2 separate regions of the Homo sapiens genome follow, and region 2 is linked to region 1. A link is a contact called in ENCODE Hi-C or POLR2A ChIA-PET data. All regions are on one chromosome and are shown on one strand. Each heading gives the region's core, a stretch centred on a gene start or an enhancer-like site at or near the end of the contact. The rest is flanking DNA. Distances are from core to core; before and after follow the strand shown. Region 1 overlaps LINC02323 (long intergenic non-protein coding RNA 2323). Region 2 overlaps RCOR1 (REST corepressor 1).

The links. Hi-C counts contacts between places; a loop is a spot of excess contacts on that map. ChIA-PET counts read pairs that join two places held with the same protein, here RNA polymerase II (POLR2A). Pooled maps may share reads with other maps.
Region 2: a pooled map shows a loop between it and region 1 (2.3-fold over the local background). The contact joins two enhancer-like sites. A Hi-C loop is called at or near these places in 3 of 37 single-sample maps with no recorded cell type and 4 of 50 pooled maps. POLR2A ChIA-PET finds 5 or more read pairs at or near these places in 8 of 52 experiments (B cell, HepG2, PC-3 and 5 more).

The regions. Positions count from the first base shown.
Region 1 is chr14:102,553,289-102,557,154 of GRCh38, forward strand. LINC02323 (long intergenic non-protein coding RNA 2323) reads left to right here. Exons shown (of 3, transcript NR_146561.1): 3 at 1,422-2,538. Among named protein-coding and RNA genes, the nearest start is that of LINC02323, 10 kb to the left of the region's middle. RefSeq lists silencers at 1,847-1,916, 1,957-2,376 and an enhancer at 3,058-3,558. Within about 2 kb of position 2,428, at least 23 of the 41 ENCODE cell types and tissues checked have a DNase peak (open chromatin) inside an H3K27ac peak, as active enhancers do; they include B cell, where a contact is called at or near this core.
Region 2 is chr14:102,609,392-102,612,813 of GRCh38, forward strand. All of the region lies in intron 2 of RCOR1 (REST corepressor 1), which reads left to right. Among named protein-coding and RNA genes, the nearest start is that of RCOR1, 18 kb to the left of the region's middle. RefSeq lists an enhancer at 2,058-2,137. Within about 2 kb of position 2,005, at least 3 of the 41 ENCODE cell types and tissues checked have a DNase peak (open chromatin) inside an H3K27ac peak, as active enhancers do; they include B cell, where a contact is called at or near this core.

The DNA.
Region 1 (3,866 bases), core at 1,178-3,677:
GAGTCTTGCCCTATTGCCCAGGCTGGAGTGCAGTGGTGCAATCTTGGCTCACTGCAACCTCTGCCTTCCAGGTTCAAGCGATTCTCCTGCCTCAGCCTCCTGAGTAGCTGGGATTACAGGCACACAGCACCATGCCCGGCTAGTTTTTCTATTTTTAGTAGAGAAAGGGTTTCACCATGTTGGTCAGGCTAGTCTCGAACTCCTGACCTCGTGATCTGCCCGCTTCGGCCTCCCAAAGTGTTGGGATTACAGGCATGAGCCACCACACCCGGCTGTCTTCCTTATTTTTTTAAATGCCAGCTGTTTTATGCACAATTGTCCCAAACTAGAAACAACCCAATTATCCATCAACTGGTAAAGGAATAAACTAATGTGTTATCTTTGTTTGTTTATTTAATTTTGATACAGGGTCCCACTCTGTCGCCCAGGCTGGAGTACAGTGGAGAGATCACAGGTAACTACAGCCTAAACCTCTTGGGCTCAAGTGATCTTCCCACCTCGGGCACACCTGGCTAATTTTTTTTTTTAATTGAATGTGGTATATTATTTAAAAGGAATGCTGGCCAGGTGTGGTGGCTCATGCCTGTCTGTAATCCCAACACTTTGGGAGGCCAAGGTGGGTGGATCACCTGAGGTCAGGAGTTCAATATCAGCCTGGCCAACATGGTGAAACCCTGTCTCTACTAAAAATACAAAAGTTAGCCATGCGTGGTGGCGCACGCCTGTAATCTCAGCTACTTGGGAGGCTGAAACACGAGAATTGCTTGAAACTGGGAGGCAGAGGTTGCAAAGTAAACCAAGTTTATGCCACTGTGTTCCAGCCTGGGCGACAGAGCGAGACTGTCTCAAAAAAAAAAAGAAAAAAAAAACTATAATGGTAAATTTTGCTATGTATATTTTTATCAGTGTTTAAAAAAAAACATAACAAACTCTCCCTTGGCTCTGCCATGCTCCTTATAGGGCAGGCTACTGTAAAATGAAACTACGGGCCAGGCACGGTGGCTCATGCCTGTAATCCCAGCACTTTGGGAGGCCAAGATGGGTGGATCACCTGAGGTCGGGAGTTCGAGACCAGCCTGACCAATATGGAGAAACCCCCGTCTCTACTAAAAATACAAATTTAGTCGGGTGTGGTGGCACATGCCTGTAATCCCAGCTACTTGGGAGGCTGAGGCAGGAGAATCACTTGAACCCAGGAGTCGGAGGTTGCAGTTGAGCCGAGATCATAGCATGCCATTGCACTCCAGCCTGGGGGACAAGAGCGAAACTCTGTCTCACAAAAAAAAAAAAAAAAAAAAAAAAAGGAAGAAAGGAAGGAAGGAAAGAGAGAGAAAGAAACTACAGGGACTCTTGTTAAAAAATTATTAAGAATTTCAAGATGGCAACAGCAGCATATTAAAACCAAGTGTGGTCTCTTCTAGGCTCAGGACCCTATGGGATTGCACAGGTCGCAGCCCAAGCGCAGTACTTGCGCACAGGTCCCAGCCCCTTCCCTCTCTGGGACTTGTCTTCTGGCCCCTCACTCCTGCGATGAGCTTTTCTTTCAGCTGGTGAAAGGCCGCAGACTTCGAACCTCTGGGCCTTTGTCCAGGACGTTCCCTCAGCGCTCAGTGCCCTTCCTGGTGGCCTCCTACATCTTCAGATCCCGGCTGAGCTCTGCTTAAATCCGGGACCGGGTAGTCACTGGGGCAGCCACTTGGCTGGGGCGAGGCCACCTCGCTTTGGGTCTTGTCGCGCCCAGGCCAGCGCCAGCCCAGGCTTGCCATGGACTGGCTCCTGGGCGTTAGATGAATGAATCGACTCAACCCGGGCCGCCACGTTGTGTTCAGAACACCGACAGTCGCTCCCAGGCAACCAGCACCTGCTGCGCCCCGTTTCCAGCGACCTCCCCAACCGCGTGGACTCGCATCCACGTGCCCGGCGGGGCCGCAGCAGAAAGGCTCGGACCCCCCAGGACGATCGGCCGGTGGGGGCCGGTGGGGCCGCAGACTCGGGGGGCGGGGGGCGCCAGGCTTCCGGGTCCTGCCCCCGCCCCGTGGGGAACAGCAGGACGGCGCCGAGGCCGTTTCGCTTTCCTCCGCGCCCATTTGCCGGGAGGGGACCCCGTGCTCCGACCTGAAGGTGACGGCAGAGCCTGCGGGAGGCCTAGGCCGGTCCCGCCCTACGGGTCCCGGGGGCGACCCTCGCGCTGACATTGGCGTCCAGGCCGCGGCCCCTGCCTCCGCGCCCACCCACGCCGGGCCTGGCCCTCGCTCCCCCGGGAAAAGCCCCGCCGGCGGCCGCGAGAGCGCGGAAGCGCAGCCGTAGTGACCGCGAGACAAAGACCCGGCGGCGGGGGAGGCGGCGGAGAGACCCCGCCAGCGCGGAGACCCCAGGGAAGCTTCTCTGGAAGACCTGGTGCTGGTCCGCTCTCCCGGGACCTCATTTTCCTTATGTGGACAACGGGGGCGGGGTCACAGCAGCCCCTCGGGCTTATAGCCGGGTTGTTCTTTCCTTAAATCTCCTCCCTCTGCCAAAATAAAAAACCCCACAGGGCAAGGCGCGGTGGCTCACGCCTGTAATCCCAGCACTTTGGGAGGCCGAGGCAGGTGGATCACCTGAGGTCAGGAGTTCGAGACCAGCCTTACCAATTTGGTGAAACCCCGTCTCTACTAAAAATACAAAAATTAGCTGGACGTGGTGGCCGGCGCCTGTAATCCCAGCTACTCGGTAGGCTGAGATAGGAGAATTGCTTGGACCCGGGAGGCTAAGGTCAGTGAGCCGAGATCGTGCCACTGCACTCCAGCCTGGGCGACAGAGGGAGACTCCGTCTCAAAAAAAAGAAAAAAAAAAAAAAACCCACAGCGTCCCGGAGGGGCCTGAGGAGTTGTGAGGGGCCGCCTCCGCCTCCAGCATCTGGCATCTGGAGGAGGAGGCTGAGGCTGAGGTGAGGGTGAGGGTGGGTGACCCGCACCTGTCCAGGCCCAGGTTGCCTGCTCCCAGCTTGGGCTGGGCAGTGGGGCAGGGCCATGATCCCGCCAGTGCTGTGGTTAGCCCTACACCTGGCCTGGCTGAGGACAGCGAACCTGGCAGGTCCAACCTGGGCCCTCCCAGCCTAGGATCTCCAAGGCCTCGTCTCAGTCACCATCAGCTGCTCTAGGGTGCAGTGGGGCCCAAGGAGGATTGGGCCTGATCTCTGCCCCCCAGAGCCCATGGACCCAGGACTGGGCCCACCAGGCGTGTCGCAGGCATAGGGTCAGTGGCTTCTCAACAGCTGCTGGCCCCGGCGCCCCTCACCACCCCACCTCCACTGGTCAGAACCACCACACTGCCAGAGACTGGGTTTCCCTGCAGTTCTGACCAGTGGGGATGGGGTGAGGTGGAAGGGACATTGCTTGGCCGGGCACGGTGGCTCACACCTGTAATCCCAGCACTTTGGGAGGCCAAGGCAGGTGGATCACTTGAGGTCAGGGGCTCAAGATCAGCCTGGCCAACATGGTAAAACCCCATCTCTACTAAAAATGCAAAAATTAGCCAGGCATGGTGGTTTGCACCTGTAATCCCAGCTACTCGGGAGGCTGAGGCAGGAGAATTGCTCAAACCCAGGAGGCGGAGGTTGCAATGAGCCAAGATTATGCCATTGCACTCTAGCCTGGGTGACAGAGCGAGACTGTCTCCAAAACAACAACAAAAAAGGCAGAGGAGTGGGGAGTCTGGATGGCTCCGCTGGTCCAGCCCACCCCTCAGGGGACAGACTGGTTGACTTGACGGGTTCACTGAGAGTGCTAGGACCGGCCCCAGGTGTAGTGCCCTCCCTGCGGTGTCCTGAGGTAAAGCCTGCCACTCTGAGCCTGCTTTCTCTTGCCAGGAGACAGGACCTTGTCCGC
Region 2 (3,422 bases), core at 755-3,254, 56 kb after region 1:
ACCATTTTATACTCCATGATTAACGTATGAGGGTTTCAATATTCTACTTTTTATTTTCTGTTTTTTGAGATGGAGTCTCACTCTGTTGTCCAGGCTGGAGTGCATTGGTGCGATCTCGGCTCACTGCAGTTTCCGCCTTCCAGGTTCAAGTGATTCTCCTGCCTCAGCTTCCTGAGAAGATGGGATTGTAAGCATGTACCACCAAGTGTGGCTAATTTTTTTTTTGTATTTTTTAGTAGAGACAGGGTTTCACCGTGTTGGCCAGGCTGATCAGGCTGGTCCTGACCTCAGGTGATCTGCCTGTCTCGGCCTCCCAAAGTGCTGGGATTACAGGCGTGAAAATGCTACTGATGACAGTGCAGAGAGTCCTGAGATGCTTAGAGTAGTGGAGTTACTCGATCCTTCCCTGTGGTGGAGGGTTGGGAGTTGAAGAAACCAGGAAGTCCTATATGAAATGGTCCTTTAAGGCCGGGTGCAGTGGCTCACCCCTGTAATCCCAGCACTTTGGGAGGCCGAGGCAGGCAGATCACGAGGTCAAGAGATTGAGCCCACCCTGGACAACATGACAACATGGTGAAACCCTGTCTCTACTAAACATACAAAAATTAGCTGGGAGTAGTTCCAGCTACTCGGGAGGCTGAGGCAGGAGAATCGCTTGAACCCTGGAGGTGGAGGTTGCAGTGAGCCGAGATTGCGCCATTGCGCTCCAGCCTGGGCAACAAGAGCGAAACTCCATCTCAAAAAAAAAAAAAAGAGAAATCGTCCTTTAAGTCAAGCCTTAAAACGTAGGAATTACCTAGTTAATTTGAATATTAATATTATATGATATATAAGCTGTACATGTTATAAAAATTATTTTGAAAAGTTTAATCTTTAAAATTTTAGTTTAGATTTTCCTTGTAGTTATCTAGAGCTGTGCTGTCCAATAGTGTAGCCACTAGCTACATATAACTATTGAAATTTAAATTAATTAAAATTAAATAAAATTAAAAATTCAGTCCTTCTGTTACACTAGGCACATTTTAGATATTCAGCCATCATATATAGCTAGTAGGTGCCATATTGGACAGCTCAGAATAGAGTATTTTTATCCTCCCAGCAAGTTCAGTTGGGTGGCAATGATCTAGACATTTTGATGAAATGAAAGCTTCATTATTATTGCTATTATTATTATTATTTTTGTGTGTGTGTGACAGAGTGTCGCTCTGTTCCCCAGGCTGGAGTGCAGTGGCGCCATCTCAGCTTACTGCAAGCTCGCCCACCCGCGTTCACACCATTCTCCTGCCTTAGCCTCCTGAGTAGCTGGGACTGTAGGCGCCCACCACCACGCCCGGCTAATTTTTTAGTAGAGACGAGGTTTCACCGTATTAGCCAGGATGGTCTCAATCTCCTGACCTCATGATCCACCCGCCTCAGCCTCCCAAAGTGCAGGGATTACAGGCGTGAGCCACCGTGCCCAGCCCAAAAGCTTCGTTATTATTAATTTTTATAATTCAGACGTTTTGCCTCTTTTGTCAAGTGCATGAAATTTGAGATGGGTACAGCTGAGAAATGTATGATGGCTGTGTGCTGAATTCCTCTAGGGGTGTATTTGTTTAAATATTGCCAATAAGGTGTTCAAAATAAGGTTATTTGAAAGAGCAAGTTGAAATGGAAAGCTTAGGAGAGCTTAGTTTTTTGTTTGTTTGTTTTTTTGAGATGGAGTTTCGCTCTTGTTGCCCAGACTGGAGTGGAATGGTGTGATCTTGGCTCACTGCAGCCTCCGCCCCCACACCATTCAGGCGATTCTCCTGTCTCAGCCTCCTGAGTAGCTGTGATTACAGGTGCTCACCACCACGCCTGGCTAATTTTTTGTATTGTTAGTAGAGATAGGGTTTCACCATGTTGGCCAGGCTGGTCTCTCCTGACCTCTGGTGATCCTCCCACTTTGGCCTCCCAAAGTGTAGGGATTACAGGCATGAGCCACCATGCCCGGCCTCAGCCTATAGTTCTTTTAATGCCCTTGTCTACTAATTCTATCATCTGTGTCATTTCTGGGTCAGTTTCAGTTGCTTGATTCTTTTTTTTCTTCCTCTTTTTGGGTTGTCTTTTCCACCTACTTTGCTTATCTGTTGATTTTTGGATGCCAGACATCATGAATTTTACTTTGTTGGAGGCTGGATATTTTTGTATTTCTATAAATATTCTTGAGTTTTGTTCTGAGATGTGGTTAAAATACTTAAAAATAGTTTGATGAAGTCTTGCTTTTAAGCTCTGTTAGGTGAGATCAAAACCATTTTAGTGTAGGGCTAAGTATTTCCCACTATTGAGTCAAAATCCTTTTGGGGATTCTGTGTGATAGCCCATGGACTATGTGGTTTTCCACTCTGGCTGTGAGGAACTGGCACTCTTCCTGTTCCCATGTGAGCCTTGTGGATTGTTCCATTTGATTCTTTTGGGTATTTTATTTATATTTTTAGAGAAGGTGTCTTGCTCTGTCACTCAGGCTGGAGTGCAGTTTTGTGATCATAGCTCCTTGCAGCCTCAAACTCCTGGGCTCAAGCCATGCACCCCATATAGCTGGGGCTATACCATGCCTGGTTATTTTTATTGTTTTAGAGATAGGGTCTCACTGTGTTGCCCAGGCTGGCCTTGAAGACTCCAGGGTTCAAGCGATCATCCCTCCTCAGCCTCCCCAGTAGCTGGGATTACAGGATTTTGCCATCACATCTGGCTAAGGGGGTGTGGAACCAGGGACAAAGACCAAATACATATTTCATAATATACTACACAAGGTAAATCTGGTTCATGTCACTCTACCTTGACTGGAAGCATAAGTATAGATTTTGCCATGTTGCCCAGGCTGGTCTTGAGCTCCTAGCCTCAAGCGGTCCCCTCTTCCCAAACCTTGGCCTCCCAAAGGTGCTAGGATTGCAGGCATGAGCCACTGCACTTCCTGAGTAGCTGGGATTACAGGTGCGCGCCACCACGCCCGCTAATTTGTTTTGGATTTTTAGTAGAGACGGGGTTTTGGGCCAGGCTGGTCTTGAACTCCTGCTCTTAAGCGATCTGCCCGCCTCAGCCTCCCAAAGTGCTGGGATTACAGGTGTGAGCCACCACGCCCGGTCTGATTTTTGTATTTTTTGTAGGGATGGGGGTTTCCCCATGTTACCCAGGCTGCTCTTGAACTCCTGGCTTCAAGCAATCCACCTGCTTCGGCCTCCCAAAGTGGTGGGATTTCAGGAGTAAGCCACTGCACCCAGCCTTGTTCATTTCAATATTCCTGATGAAGTACTCCATCTGATCTCATTTGCTCTTAGAAATCTGCTTGCTGGTTACCCTGTGCAGTGGCTCACACTTGTAATCCCAGCACTTTGGGAGACTGAGGTAGGAGGATTGCTTGATGCCAGGAGCTAGAGATCAGCTTGGGCAACATAGCAAGA